Linked DNA regions of Mus musculus: region 2 is linked to region 1. A link is a loop called in an ENCODE intact Hi-C map of the cell type or tissue named here. Cell type or tissue: left cerebral cortex. All regions are shown on one strand.

Region 1 (8,000 bases):
TTCAGGGATACGGTCCCTAGCAGATTGACCATGCTCCAGAGGATGGCTCTACGCTCATATTTTCCTCGAAGCAGCCAGGAAGCAGAGACAGAGACAGGCAAAGTATGGCCTTCAAGGGCTCACCCCCCAACTGATTTATTTCCCATAAGTATATTCCATGCCCTAAAGCTCCTATTTCCTCCCGTTACATAGCCCATTAAACTGGTAATCCATCAGTGGGAGCAGCCCACTCATGAGGTAGGTCAGAGCTTGCCTGCTCCAATCATCTTTGAACATAGCTCTGCAGGGACAAACTCTTCCATGGACACACTAGCTTTTGTGGGATATTTCATATCAAAACCATGAGGTGTGGGTGTGTGTACCTACAGGCTCACAACAGAAGCTTGCCTACCCTGTAAGCTCATTTGTTAATGGCAATGTGGTTAGACGAGGTCATTAGGGTGGGCCCTCATGATGAGATAAGGGGCTTTATGGGAAGACAAAGAGAAACTTGAGCTAGACACGTCTCACCCCAAGACACCCTTGTCTGCTGTGAGCAGCAGGAGTTGCTAAGCAGGTGCTGGTACCATGCTCCTGGGTCTCTGAGCCTCAGAGTTGTGAGCCGAATGGCCTACATTCTTTATAAGTTACCCAGGCATAGGTATTTTGTTATAGCAATGGAACATGAATGAACACACTTAGTATATAGCCACAAACCACACAGATGATATTGATTGCAGCTCTTGGTAACATTGTCCAACACCACAAAACCTTTCAAACCCCAGAGGTAAAGAGGTTTGGGAGGGAGCACTGGATCTGGATAATACTATTTCTTTCATTTTGGTAAGAGAAAACGGACAATAGACCCGAGACATTGGTTACATCTCATTGTAGAAGATGGCAGTTGCTTCAACTTGGGGCACACTGTGGGGGTGGCTGTAGCAAGGCTTGGTCTCATAACGGTGGTGGCATTTGTGCAAGGACTTGAAGGAGATGAGCCTCACACACATCTGAGGGAATGATCGTCCAGGCAGATGTAACGGGCAGTGCAAAGGTCCTGAGAACAGATAATGATAGAAAGGAAAGCAGGCTGCATGCTGAACAGTAGGAGACAGGGGTCCACCCCAATACTGTCAGCACAGGGCACACATTCAGGGAAAAGATTAAGAAATCAATTTTGCACAAATGAGTAGCTCAGTACTCCTGCTAGGGCTTGGACTCCAGGCTTCCTAAACTTACTTACTGTCTTCAGAGGAACATAAAAAAAAGGTTGCACATGTATGTGTCTACATATGTATAAATGTGTGTGTATGTGTGTAAATGCATGTATGTATTTGTGTAGGTGTATGCATGCATGTGCACATACCTGAGTGTGTGTGTATGTTTCAGTATTTGTACATTTGTATATATGTGCATGCATGGGAGCATATGTATTTGAATGTATTTAGGTTTTATGTATAATATATGTGTTCATATGCATATATATACACATGTGTTTACATATACGTGCATGCATGTATTTACGTGCATGTGTGTGCATGTGCGTGTATGTGTGTGTGTATTCTTGTGTAACTGTTGAGACTGAGAAATACTGAAATCTGCCCCCGGCAGGACAGAGACCTGGGAAAGCTGAGGTCCTGAGGCAGAAGAAGCTTTGGTATCTAAGGGCTGGAGAAGGCAGCAAATCTCCCCTCCCCTGCTTTGACTCTCTTCCTACAGTTGCTGAAGGGAGGCCTCCCAGCCACACTGAGCGGCTGTGCTTCTTAGGTCTGTTCATTGATTGGAAGGTGTATGTCACCCAGAAATAACAGGACGCAGTGTTTTCTCCAGTTAGTTGGGCATGCCTTTGCCCAGTCAAGTTAACTTGTAAAAAGATCCACCATTGTGGGGAGATGGCTCATTTGGTAAAGTGTTTGTCATGAAAACCGGAGGACCTGATTTGATCTCCAGAACCCACGTACAATGCTACGGAAAATGTTTGGTGGTGCACGCGCTTGTAATCCCAGCACTGGGGAGGCAGAAACAGGCAGATTCCCGGGGTTCTCTGGCCAGCCTGATTAGCCTACTAGATGAGTCAATGAGGGACCCTGTTTCTGAAAACAAACTGGACTGTGTCCTGAGGAACGACACTGAAGCTGACCTCTGACCTCCACGTGCACAAACATGCATGTGTACCCGCACATACATATACACCTGTGAACATGCATACGTGTACACACAAAAGAGAAGAATGTTACCCATAAAGGTCCCCCATTTTTATCACACCCATTGTCCAGTCACTCAAATATGTGACAATCAGCTGGCCAGGTAACAAGAGGGACTGTCCTGGATAGTTTTTGTCAAATTGGCACAAGTTAGAGTCATCTGGGAAGAGGGAACCTCTACTGAGAAGATGTCTCTTATCAGATAGGTAAGTCTGTGGGACATTTTCTTGATTGATGATTGACATGGGAAGGCCCAGCCCACTGTAGGCGTTGCCACCCTAGGCAGGTGCTCCTGGGTTGTAAAAGAAAGCAGGCTGAGCAAGCCAGGAGGAGCAAGCCTGTAAGCAGCCTTCTGCCATGGTCTCTGCTTTAGCGCCTGTCTCCAGGTTCCTGCTTGAGTCCCTTGGAAGACTTCCCTCATGATGGATTGTGATGAGGACCACAAGCCAAGTAAGACCTTTCCTTCCCATGATGCTTTTGGTCATGGCAGTTTATCACAGAGCTAGGCAACAGTAGGGCAGGGGCACACGGCTGGAGAGCTTTTGGAGAGACCTCTGCTGTATGTGGAATGGTTTGCTGGTTGCATAGGCATTTCAGTGTCACATGTGGCTGTCACTTTTTGTCACAAGCAGAAGCAGAGTTTTGTTTCTGACATCCTTGTGAAGAGTCAGAGAGAGCATGGTATGGCTTCTGAGGCTTTAGTTCAAATCCAGCCTCTATTGACTTCATCACTTCTGAGAATCAGTGTGACCTCTTGGAACCTCAATGCTTTGATCTGCAAAGTGAAGATGGCTGTGATGGCTGTCTCAGGAGGGATGAATGGACGTGTGTGTGTGTGTGTGTGTGTGTGTTAGTGTGTTATAGCATGATGCCAGTCCAGAGGGGGCACTGGGATGCTATGACCTTCTGTCATAAAGACCTGTGGTGGCTGTGGAGAGTGGTTTACCAGCTGAGCCTGGCTTTCCAGCCTCATGTTCTAAAAGGACCATGCATGCTTGTTATAGTTCATGCTCCTTGGTGCTTGGGTATCAGGGCCACCCCAATTTCCCTCTCTTTACAGATGCCTCCTGTTATTGTTCTAGCTTATAGGACGCTCTGTCTGGTCCAGACTCAGACTGCACTCAGATAAACAAGAGGGTGGGGTCCATGAACACTTGTGGAATGGGATAAGACTCACCAGAAGGTGGCGCTATTGAGCCATCACTGTCAATACACTTGTTTCTGTTTTCATTTTGTTTGATGAGACATGTGTAATTTACAAACAGTCCCCGAAGGAATAGAACTGTGGCTTGTGCCTCACAGATCTAAACAAAAGAAGGGTGATTTTTCGTGCCTCTGATAGCTCCACCACATCATCTCAGCCTAGGGGAAAGAACGGAGGATGGCTCACCTGGAGCCAGCTCCCACCCCACGCAGTCAGCGTGGTTCTTATTGTAGGTGGTGGTTATTCCCATGTAGCTTCCGCCTCCTTCTGGATAGTGTTTTACGTATTGGATTAGAATAGAAAACATTTAGAACAACTGTCACTGGGAAGCCTACACTTTGGTGTGAGTGGAGTTTACCTCTCAGGATGTGCAATCCCGACAACTCCTTTGAATTTGACAACCTAAGCTTTAGCGTGTCCCTCTTCATTCCCATATCAACACCAAGGAAATCGATACACCTATTATGGACCAGAGTTCATTTTCTCCACTGCTTTCTAGAAATGTGTCCTGTTAGCTTTGTCAACTTGACATAGCCTCTCCTGAGGAATTATCTAGCATGTCTGTGAGGAACTGTCTTAACTATTAATTAATTTACGAGGGTCCAGCACACTGTGAGCAGCACCATCCCTAGGCAGACTGTCCATCCTGGATTATTTAAACAAAGCAAACTTAGTATGAGTCCAGGGATCCAGCACCTGCCTTTCCTCCCTGGGTTCTGCTTTAAGCTTCTGTTAGAAGTTTCTGCCCTGGCTTCCCTTAATAATGGACTGTGACCTAGAAGTATAAGCTGAACAAACCCCTTCTTTCCCTAAGTCACTTCTGGTCAGAGTGTTTCAACAAAGTAATAGAAAGGAAACTAGAAGAAGTTGCTTTTTAAAAAATTGTCTAAATTGAATTTCACACATATACATAATGCATTCGGCGTACTCTCACCTCAACCCCTCTTAACTCCCTCCTACCCCTGTCAATACCCCCTTTCTACAACTCCCCTTTCCTTGTTCATGTTCTCCCCACTCCCACTGGGATAGTTAGCTTCAGCTGTCAACTGACACAGCCTAGACTCAGCAGGGAGGAGTGTGGGAGGATTATGAGGGACTGTCTGCATTGGTTTGACCTTTGGGGGCCATGTCCGTAGGATTCTATCAATTAAGTTAACTGATGTAGGAAGACCCAGCCCAGTGTGGTCCTTGTTTCCTTCCCTCCCTCCCTTCCTCCCTCTCTCCCATCTTCCCTACCCCTCCTTCTCTCCCTCCCTCCCTTCCTCTTTCCCTCTCTCCTCCCCGCTTCACTAGGTATGAAATCCTGAACTGTATAAGAGTAAGAAACAGAACCAAACACAAGCGAGCAAGTTGGTATTTATTTTTCTCTGCTCTCGATGGATGTCACATGACCCGCTACGAGCTCCTGTAGAGAGATCCTTGAGAGGCCTGTTGGGAGCCAACCTTGACGTCGAGTTGGTTTTGAAAAACAGCGTTATTGGCATGGTTGACTTGAAGAACCAAATGTTGTAATTGATTATGCACTAAGTTGGTTGCATGTTGCATTAAATCCCCAGGCAGACCAATAGAAGTTGCTGCCAAGATTGAAAGGATGATCAATTGCAACCATAAATTTTTTAACACTTAAAACTTATTTACTTATTTAAAAATTGACTAGTTTTAGGATTTATTCATCTGTACCTTCACCCATCCATATGTATATCTGTATAACAGTTTTGTGTCACTATTTGTTTTAAAAGTAGATATTTGCCTGTGACTCAAGCTTTAAAAGGTGCAGTTTTGTGCAATATTGGGTAGTTTTCACTTCCACTCCTGCCCCAGTGTCTTAGTCAGGGTTTCTATTCCTGCACAAACATCATGACCAAGAAGTAAGTTGGGGAGGAAAGGGTTTATTTGGCTTACACTTCCATACTGCTGGAAGGAAGTCAGGACTGGAACTCAAGCAGGTCAGAAAGCAGGAGCTGATGCAGAGGCCATGGAGGGATGTTCTTTACTGGCTTGCTTCTCCTGGCTTGCTCAGCCTGCTCTCTTATAGAACCTAAGACTACCAGCCCAGAGATGGTCCCACCCACAAGGGGCCTTTCCTCCTTGATCACTTATTGAGAAAATACTCCACAGTTGGATCTCATGGAGGCACTTCCCCAACTGAAGCTCCTTTCTCTGTGATAACCCCAGCCTGTGTCAAGTTGACACATAAAACCAGCCAGTATACCCAGGGACTCTGTTTTCTCTCAAGAATGGCAGCCACGATCCAGGCTTCCATCTGACCTGTGGTTCCTTTATGCTTTTATGCTTTATGCTTTTTTTAAAAATCATTTCTCTGCCCTTTGCCAAGATCAAGTATAGAAATGTTACGTACTTGTAAATACATATCATCCATCTATCCATCTGTCTATCCATGTATACACTCAATGACAGACACATCAATACACATATCTACCACTGCTTTCATAATCCATGTATCCTATTTACTCACCTACCCACTCATCCATCCACTCAACCACACTTATCCATCCATCCATCCATCCATCCATCCATCCATCCATCCATGCATTCACCCACCCACCCAGCCATTCACCCACTCATTAACCCACCCACTCATCCATCGACTCATCCCCACACACATTCATGCATCTTATTCATTTATTCACACTCCCCACATCCATCTGTCTGTCCATCCATCCATCCATCCCCCACAAATGTACATTTACCCATTCATACTTCCTTATACCTATCTCTATTTTTTCAAGACTCTTTAATCTGATTTTACACAATAGAATAACTTTGTTCCACTGAGTCCCTTAGGAGAGAAACTTGAAACCATGTTCTTTCAGGTTGAGACATTTAAATAAAAATGTATGTAGTCGTTGATATTTCAATCTGATCCAGAATATGGGCTCATGTTGGAGTCCAAAGAAGAGGAAGACTCATGGAAAATGAGCAAAGAGAGATCTAAAGTGAGACTGACCATGTGGTTCCAAAGGAAGGAAAGGTAGAGTTGAGCATCCTTGGGTCCATATCCTCCCCTTCTCCCACGAGAAGTTGAATGTTGAGGCTCTTTAAATACCTGGAGTCTCAGCTGTCTATGAGCAAAATGGAGATAACTGCATCTTCCTTTGAGAGTTAAAGGCTAGCATGATGCCTAGCTGCAGAAAGCGATCCTATCACGATGACGATGTTAACCTTATTAAGTATGTATGATTCTTTGTTGTATTTGTAAGTAACTGAAATCTTTAGGTTAATGTCAAGATGCAGTGTATCACAGAGCCAGGGGCTTGAAGACAAAGATATGAGCCTTGGCAGGGACTTGGAGGAAGCAGTGTAAGGCTAGCAGGGGAAATCTTGCAACAGGAAAGTGGAAGCTTTAACCTTAGGGGATCAGTAGCCTGTCATGGTCTTGTCTCTGACAGCATCCTCATAGCATCCTGGGAGAAATCTTCCATCCCACTGCCCCTGTGAAGGCTATTTACATCTCTGTCCTGGATTATGGTGTCCAGGTGTGTGGCTTAGCCCTCAACTTACTGCTCTCCATTGAATCTTTCTAAAATGCTTGCTTAAAGCTCCCCATGCAGCACACATTGATCTTGATTCTTCTTTTTTAAATGAGGATACTATTGGGCATTTCAGCTAAGGTCATCCCTATTGAGTCCTGGGAGCCTCTCATATCTAAGGTCTCTGGGACTTTCTAGAGTGTCCCCCTGCCCCCACCACCCACAGCTGCATATTTCCATTCATTCTCCCAGCCTTCTGGGATTCTCTCTTGTCTTCCCCCATACCTGATGCTGCCCTTTTTCCCTTACTCTCTCCTCTTCCACCCAGGTCCCTTCCTCCTTCTGCCTCCTATGATTATTTTCTTTTCTCTTCTAAGTGAGATTGAAGCATCCTCACTTGGGCCTTCCTTCCTCTTAAACTTTATACTGTCTGTGAGTTGTATCATGGGTATTCTGTACTTTTTGACTAATATTCACTCATCAGTGATTATATGCCATGCATGTCTTTTGAGACCACCTCTAGTAGATAGACATGACCCCCCCCCCCCGAGGGATGGGGCCACTCACCTTTCTTCAAAATTTTTGACCATGAATTGTTCCTGTCTAAAGGAAATGCAGGGACAAAAATGGAGCAGAGACTGAAGGAAAGGCCATCCAGAGACTGGCCGAAATTGGGATCCATCCCATGCGCAGGTATCAAGCCCAACACTATTACTGATGCCATGTTGTGCTTGCAGACAGGAGCCGAGCATGGCTGTCCTCTGAGCGGCTCTACTAGCAGCTGACTGAGACAGATGTAGATACTTATAGCCAATCAGTGGACTGAGGTTGGGACTCCTATAGAAGAGTCGGGGGAAGGATTGAAGGAGCTGAAGGGGATGTCAACCCCATAGAAAGACCAACAGTGTCAACTAACCAGGACCCCTCAGAGCTCCCAGAGGCTAATTCATCAACTAAAGAGCATACATGGGCTGGTTCATGGCTCCTGGCACATAGGTAACAGAGGACTGCTTTGTTTGTCCTCAGTGGGAGAGGGTGCCCCTAATCCTGTAGAGACTTAATGCCCCAGGGAAGGAGGATACTGGGGGTGGGTGGGTGGGTGGGGGAGCACCCTCTTAGAGG
Region 2 (8,000 bases), 970 kb after region 1:
CCATTCACACATTTCCCTGGATGTCACTGTAGATGGCCTCTTCAGCCTGTGTGCCAGCTTTTAGTCCCCTCGCAGGGTCAGTCTTCAGGATCCCAGATGATAGCACATTACCAATGCCCTCTGTTCTGTCTCCTCTGCCCTTGAACAGCAACAACTGATGCACCCCAGTGGGCTTCTTCTTCAGCCTTCATCTCTAGCCTAGATGTAGCTTGTGAAGTACAGCCCTTGCATCAGACTGTCCTGCCAGAGCCAGCCAAGAAGACAAAGATAGCTGGCTTGCAGGCAGAAGTCCGTGTCATTAGTTTAGTCTAGCCCCCTGCTGTAAAACTCAGCCAGAGCCAACCTTCTCTGTGAAAACTCATCATTAATACCTGGTGCTCATTAGCCCTGCAGTTCACCCTGCGCCACCAGCCTCAGCCAGAATCAGAAAGGCTAATGGCACTGGTGCCAACAGTCACTGGTCTTAGCTCTTGCCAAGATCTCTGCTTACACACAAACACACATGTTGCATGCACACACACAAGCACATGCTTGTATACACATGCTTCACTTCTTGGTTAAACATTCGTGTTTCTGGCTAATGCCTTAATATCTTCAAATGCTCCAAGATTTCCCAGAATCCTTGTCTTCTTTCTGTAACTTGGTAGGTCTTGTGTCTCTGACTCCTTACTGTCCCTCTGCCTCTATCTGCACAATCTCTTCTCCTGTAATTGGTCTCTGGAGTCTGCAGCAGGTGGCAATGTCATTCCAAAGAGAGAACGAAACACTTTCAAATAATGTTAAAAACAAAATGCATTTTAATAACATCAGTTTTAAGGCCTGTCTATTCATTCATTCATTCATTCATTCATTCATTCATCCATACCATCAAGTCAACTAGCACTTGCTTAGTGAAGACCTACAGTGTGCCTGACATTTGCCTGGCCCCAAGACCCCTGCCATTAAAGAACATACTGATCAGGCCATTAAATAATTATACTTTTATGACATTGTTGCAAAAGAGATACGCAAGCATACTGAGTAAAATGTTATGCATGGAATCTCCTCTATTCTAGGGGGCAGAGGAACTTCCCTGGAGAATGGATTACCTTTGAGTTGAGAGTTGAAATAAGAGGAAATAACTGAGTGATGGAGAGCTGGGGGGTGGGGTGAGCCTGGCTGTGCATTCAAAGGTCCTCAGGCAGAAGAGAATACCACTCACCCAGCAAATGAAGGAGCGCTGACGTAAGCAGTGTGTGGCGATGGCGATGGTCAACAACTTACACCCTGAGAGGAAGGTGGTCAGACCGTAGGGAACCTTGAAATCTATGTTAAAGACCAGAGTGTGTTCTGACGGCAACAGGAAGCCTTTCAAAGTTTCTTTCTTAAATTGCACAGTGCCATAGCAATAGTGCCCCAGTTCCTGATCATTGTTTGCCAGGAAGGAGAAAGATGGCGGGGAAAAGTATAGAACTTTGCCAGGCTCCAGAGGAGGAGAAATTGAAATGCATTTTTTTCCTGCTAGCCCAGGTAGATAGATATGGTATATCTCAGACTGTGCAAATGGACAGGAATGGTGTATCCCAGTCTAGGAAAGAGGATGATAAGTACAGTAGACCCCAGGCTGTACAGGTGGATTACTACAGTGTACCCCAGGCTATGCCAGTGGATATGCATAGTAGAGCTCAGGCTATACAAGTGAATATATCCCATCTAGCTCAGCCTAAGCAGTATATCCTGGCCTTTCCTGTGTTGGTATTAACCATAGCAGCTCGTATTTTAGGCACCCTGTTCCCAGTGGCCTGAGAAGAACATGAAGCTGAACCTAAAACTTCTTTCCTCTTTGGCAGAACTTCCCATTTGCTCAGGCCGTCAGGGAAGTGTAACAAAGATGGGTTTGAGTAGTGTGGAGGGAAAATCACTTGACCACCCAGTGCCTCGGTTCTCTCATCTAAGAATGAAACAAGGCAAGTTCCCTCCCTCTGCATTTGCTGTGAGTGTTAAAACTGCCATGTGTGAGGTGCCTGCTTAACTCAGAGAGGGTAAGTCAACCAGGGACAGTGGTGGCAGCTCAGAGAGACAACCCTGCATGGTCTGCAGGTACTCAAGGGCATAGAGCACATCTGTTCTAGCCACCACTGTGCCTTCAGTGCCTGCTACAGCACCTGGCACCTTCTGAATGCCATGGAAATGAAAGCATGAGCCCCCTTGGTGTCATTGACAACCCCGTAGTGACTGCTGTCTCAGTACAGGAAGAGATACCAGATGAGATGTGTTGCTGTGCTTTTTTTAAACCAGAATTAATGAAAACATGCCTGAGTTGGGACCCACAGGTTTGTCTTTACTTAATTGTCCCTGCTAGAGGCATTTTCGGATCTCACCACTGTAAAAATGGAGGACATCTGAAAAGCCAGAGGGTCCATTTCAAAAGAACAATGAGCCGTGCTGGGTTCCCATAAATCCTGCTCAGCCGCACCTCTGCTTAGCCAGAGGAGCCTGAACAGAGCCTAGAAGCTTGTCAGGGAGCCCAGCGGGACACGGGGACCTCCTGATACCAAGCCTGCCTGGCTCATGCAAGCTTTGTGTGTTCTGAGACAGAGTCTGAGCCCCACACAATCCATTGTCACGTGGCAGTTGCTTATTGTCCCTGTCCTCTGAGAGAAAGGACATCAGCTGCTGCCCAACTTCCCTCCAGTTTCCATTAACTGAATCAAGTGGTCCTCAGCCCTCTGTATTCAACAGGGCTTTAGTTCAGGCTCTCTGGTTCGACTCTTTGATCCTGTTTACAAGTAGTCTGTTTAGCAGGAGACGTATCCTTCGTGCCATCTTTACTTCTTCCTCTGTAAAATGGGCTTAGTAGGCAGCACTGATCTCAGAAGCTTGTTGGGAAGAGAGACACACTTACAGCCGAGAGCACATTAACATGCATGCTCTGCAGACGCTCATGTTGCTGTCCATACTGACCCAGCTGCCCTCGCGCTGGGAAGCCGTGTTTGCCCTGCTGTAAGAGGGGCTGCCCACCCAGGATGCTGTGACTACTCAGCTCAAAAAATCTATGTCCTATATGCCTGCTACAGCTACTGTACCATGGTCACTGTGACAGCTGTGCATTGATAACTTTTTCTACAGTTTGAACTTTTTAGGCTCAACTACTCTTTATTTGTGGTAGCAAAGTCCACACGCCATAAATCCCACCCCATGGCATTTAGTGCCTTCAGTGTCATGCAGCCAGCACCACCTCTGGTTCTAGGTATTTTAATCACCTCAAAAACTGGTACTCATTTGGCAGTCACTCTTGGGATCTCCCAAGCCCGGGGATCCACCAGTCTGCTTTCTTTAGATTTGGTGACCGGATATGTCATAGTAATCAAAGCCATATGTGTCACTCTGTGTCTAGCTTCTTTGCCTTGACATAATACATTCATGATTAATCCAGGTTGTAGAAATCATTTCTGTTTCATTCCATTTAATATTCCATCAAATGTCTATACCACAGCCTCTTCACCTATCTTTGTACATTGAAGGAGGTTCGGGTTGTTCGCACCTTTTGAATAGCACTGCTAAGAAAACCCACATTCAAGTTTTGCAAGTGTGTTTTTCAATTCTTTTGTGAATGGTGATATTTTAGTGTGTGTGGCTACGTAAGAGAAAGGGGAGAAACACTAAGAGGGTGGGGTAGAAAGAGAAGAGATTTCAGCTTCCCCTTTAGAGGCCTAACTTCTAGGATGCTTGTGAATATGCACAGTGTTTTTCACATAGATACACCAGTGTGTGGGTATGCTCTACTATCTATGGTCATTGTTGTAGGACCAACCACTGAGGCTAGACTCCGGTTGCTTCTTAGCCTCTTGACACTTCAAAGACTATCCTGGTATCCTAATGGCTGTGTGTCATAGCATGGTATGCTAGGGCTGGAGACGTGGGACAAGCCAACCTCCTGCCTCTCTCAGAGTCAAATAAGTCACAAGAGCTATCATAATCAAGGAATAATTATATGCCCTGAATTAGACGTTTCATACACAGGGACTATCCGGTCTTGGCCTGACTCCAACAAGGAAACTGAAGCTTAGAGGAGAAAAGCTGCCTACAAGACAGTGGTACAGGCAGACTTCAAACACAGGTCAGCTCTGTTCCTGCAAGACCAGTGGCTCACCTGGCTGTCACCCATTTGGCTCATCTCTACTAGACCTGCCCATGTATTTTCTTTAGCCTAGAAGGAATCTAATTCAAATGTTAAAAAATCCACCTCAGGAACCTGGCACAGGATCCTTGGGACTATCACCCAGCAGTCTGTGCACATGAAGCAACTCTTGTGTGCTATGTCCAGCTAGGGTGCAGAATGTCTGCTAGCCTTTTTTCTACCACAGCGCCTGCCTTCTCTGTTGTGGAGAACACAATCAGCTCTCAGCTTTTGCAAGCATGTTCCTGACGTGTCCCTCTATTGATATGGAGGACCTATGGTAGTCCAGGACGTGCAGAACCAGAGCTCGTTCTCAAAGGGCCTCCGTCTCCATCATGGCTCTCCCCTTGGCATCTTGAACAGGTCCTGATTTATAGTAAGTCTAGCATTCATGTTTGCTGAAGGAATGAATGAGATTACAGCCACAAGAACAAAGCAGGTGCGTGCTTGGCCTTCATCTGGTATATGCCCTGCTTTACAATGAACTGCATGGCCTTCTTCCCAGTACAGACATGTAAATATCCAGAGATCTGAAAATAGCTCCTCAATGATCAATGCGCTTGAAGTATTGCTTCTTTAACGCAGCTCTCTGATATGGCACCTAATGGCATTTACTAAATTTTTTTTTTTGTTAGCAAACACTGTGTAGGTTGCCATGGAACCACACAGGGAGCCAGGCTAAGATATTGACCCTGAGTAAATAACTCTTTTGGAAGAGATAGAGATTCCCGTAAATGAGTAACCTTGACCAAAGGACCAGGTCGCGTACATTTAGACAAACAACCAGGGCTCAGTTTTCCCGTGGAAATAGCTCCACCTGACTCGAGAGGAACTCAGTGGCAGAGAGCAGAATTTGCGTCTGAAGCCAGAAAGCACAGTTGGAGGCACAGAGCATCTACTTAGCATATGCTCAAGTCAGAGCCTGGCCTCTTGAGAGGCTGGGGAACCACACCTCCCAAGAGAGCAGAGCGCACAGTAAGTCTAGACACTGAGCAGGCAAGCCAGGGTGGAGAGGAAGGCAAAGAAAGGCAACCTAACACTGAAAAGAACAGAGCTAACACGCATGGAGTGGGCCCTCTCTTCCCAGGGCCTGTGCTGACAGCGTAGTCTGGAGTCTCCCTTTTACCCTCCAAGCTGCCATGTTTGCCATGTTATAGTAGGATTCCCCATGTTCTAGAGGAAGTACTGCTACTCAAAAGGAAAAAAATTGTCATCGTCCCTCTTTCCTAAAAATATAAAAAGAGTTAGGCTTTTATGGTTGTGGAACTTTTATTGCAAGCCTCTAAACCTTTTTACTCAATGCAAATTTCTCCCATGACTTATGCCAGTGTAGAAACAGACAGAATTGTGTATTCTACAGAGAAGCCTTGGGCCAGATGTCCTGAGGCCACAGCTGCCTGGAAGAGGTTGGGGTCTGGGGGCTGCAGTCTGATAACCACTGATGGATCTGATAAATTCTTTTTAAAAGAAAATTTTTTTCTAAAATCTTCTGTCCCCAAGAAGTGCCACATTACCTACTCAAGGCCTGAACTCTCTACTTACAGACTCTGATCTCTTAAATTTTCGATTCAGCTCTGAGGTAAACAAATACCCTTGAGAACGTGTGGGTGGAGACCATACAGGAAGTAACAATTCTGGTCTATCAGAGACTCTCTGAAGCAGACATCTGTGTCTGTACAAAGCTTGCAGAGGTGGGTGGCCACAGGGTTTGTTTTCTGTAGAAGTGTATGTGGCTTCCTGTCTGCCTCAGGAGACACTGTAACCTTGATCCAGTTCTGACAAGCTGGTAGACGTAGTGGGCTGGCCAAGAAGGGCAAGGTGAGCAGTGGAGAGTCACCAGCCCTTTGAGCTCAGCCCCACCCTCAGCCAGTATCCAAACTATATGGTGGTCTGGGAGTTAAGTCATTGTAGACTCCAGTTCTGCTGACGTAGTGATGATACTAACAGAAGAAGGGTTTTCATAGAAGGACTACAAGTTCTTCCTCAGACCTTTCTAGGCTGTGTCAAGTTGACAGTTAAACTGACTAGGACATATGGGAAGCTAGAATTTGTCTAATCGAAGAGGATACTTACTTGATATGTCTCATAACAGCCAGATTACAGAGAATTAATTTGTAATTAACAAATTGACTTCACATACACGTGTGTGTGCCTTGTGGACATGCATGTATGTATGTATCCAAACCAAACTGAACAGCATATTTAAATATTTTGTTTGGAGATAGGATCTCACTACACAGCCCAGGCTGGCCTCATGCCATCTTTTCTCATCACCTTCCAGAGTGCTGGTCTTGCAGGCATGTGCTACCACAGCAGGCTACAGTTTTATTTGTTCATGCTTCTAGCAGCCTCAGAACCAACCAGGCCCCTTGGTGCTGATCCCTGTCAGTCACCTTGCCATTACAGCCATCTTGAGGAAGGGCTGGCGTGTTCAGAGTTCTCACTGATGGAACATCAGATAAATGGCCTCTTCAGATGGCATACGTGTGTTTAAAATGAGAAATGTGTTTCTCCCAAATGCTCTGTGAATGTGTCAAGGCTTTGCAAAGTGATTTGCAGGTCCCTTCAAATGCAATGAGCATGTTTTAGTGCCACATCATTTTCATGAGTAACAAAAAGGTAAATCCAATTAGCAGCGATTGGGTTTTATTATCCAGGTGGCTCTCCAGCCTGCTGCTTGCATGGAGGGAGGGACAGTCCCCACAGTCTCTGTGGGATGCTTTGGGTATGTGTCTCATGATTCCTTTCATTGCTGGCGACTCACTCCGTATCACGAGGACCTTGCTATACTGTGACTGTTGTTGTCACCCACTGCTGTCACAGGCATGTGGCATAGGACAGGACCTGTTAGGGAAGAGGCTGAACAGTTAGAAAGCTTCAAGTCAAATAGTCCCGAAATTGTAGTGGGCAGAGTCTGACCATAAGAAACATGTGCCTTGCTAGGCAGTCAGCACACTGGCCTGCCCCTGAGGGAGAGTTCCGAAGCCCATAAAGTGCAAGACATATCACACCAAACTCATGTGGGTTTTGTTGTTGTTGTTGTTGGTTTTTGGTTTTTGGTTTTTGGTTTTGTTTTTTGTTTTTTTTTTTTTTTTTTTTTTTTTTTTTTTTTTTTTTTTTTCCGAGACAGGGTTTCTCTGTGTAGCCCTGGCTGTCTTGGAACTCACTTTGTAGACCAGGCTGGCCTCGAAGTCAGAAATCCACCTGCCTCTGACTCCTGAGTGCTGGGATTAAAGGCGTTCGCCACCATGCCCGGCTTCAAACTCATGTATTAGAAAGTTAAGGTGAATGCCTATTGGAGGTAGGATGATGTTCCAGCCAGTTCACTTGTCCTGGGTGCCCATGGTCTGTAATTATAACTATAGCATCCAGGAACAAATACAGCACCCGGAACGCCCCAAACAATCCCCCAGTATCTTCTATGCACACCTTGACTACATTTGTAACCAAGACTGGCTTTATTTTCTGACTCCTTTGCTTTTCGTCTCCAAACAGCCTTGAACTTCACTTTTTCTATTGTGGGGATCTGGGATTCCTGCTCTTCCTCATAGGGAGAAGATGTTGTTAATGTCTGTACTAAAAATATCTGGGGCCTTGAGGAAATAGGCTTGAAAGTGTCTCCACTGCCTGTGCACCCCCAAAATAAACCAAGCAAAGAGGCCTCAATCCAGTCAGGAGATGGACTGTCACGGGAGTGAGAGAGATGGCTAGCTCTGGTTTTAGGTGAGCTATGGAGAAAGTCAATCCTCACAGGGTATCTGTGTTAAGTCCGCTGCACACTGTGTTAAGTAACTCGACACTCGCAAAAGGGAGCATGAGGCTTAGGAAGGTGATGGCTGTC

What was found. A loop is a pair of places that touch in the nucleus more often than their neighbours do. Peaks named below come from ENCODE experiments on the same cell type or tissue, not always from the same donor. Only the 100,000 strongest peaks of a DNase experiment are listed, where the experiment ranks them.
Region 2: a loop joins it to region 1, with 2.3 times the contacts of the local background. A loop is called at or near these places in 6 of 42 quality-filtered maps.

The regions. Positions count from the first base shown.
Region 1 is chr7:116,641,980-116,649,979 of GRCm38, forward strand. No RefSeq gene overlaps it. Among named protein-coding and RNA genes, the nearest start is that of Gm46018, 12 kb to the right of the region's middle. In left cerebral cortex, a CTCF peak has its summit at 3,366 (motif pointing right); DNase peaks (open chromatin) are centred at 3,413 and 3,583; H3K4me3 peaks cover 363 bases.
Region 2 is chr7:117,608,124-117,616,123 of GRCm38, forward strand. All of the region lies in intron 5 of Xylt1 (xylosyltransferase 1), which reads left to right. Among named protein-coding and RNA genes, the nearest start is that of Gm34762, 150 kb to the right of the region's middle. In left cerebral cortex, no CTCF peak of the experiment used is centred here; DNase peaks (open chromatin) are centred at 4,018, 5,118, 5,876 and 6,429.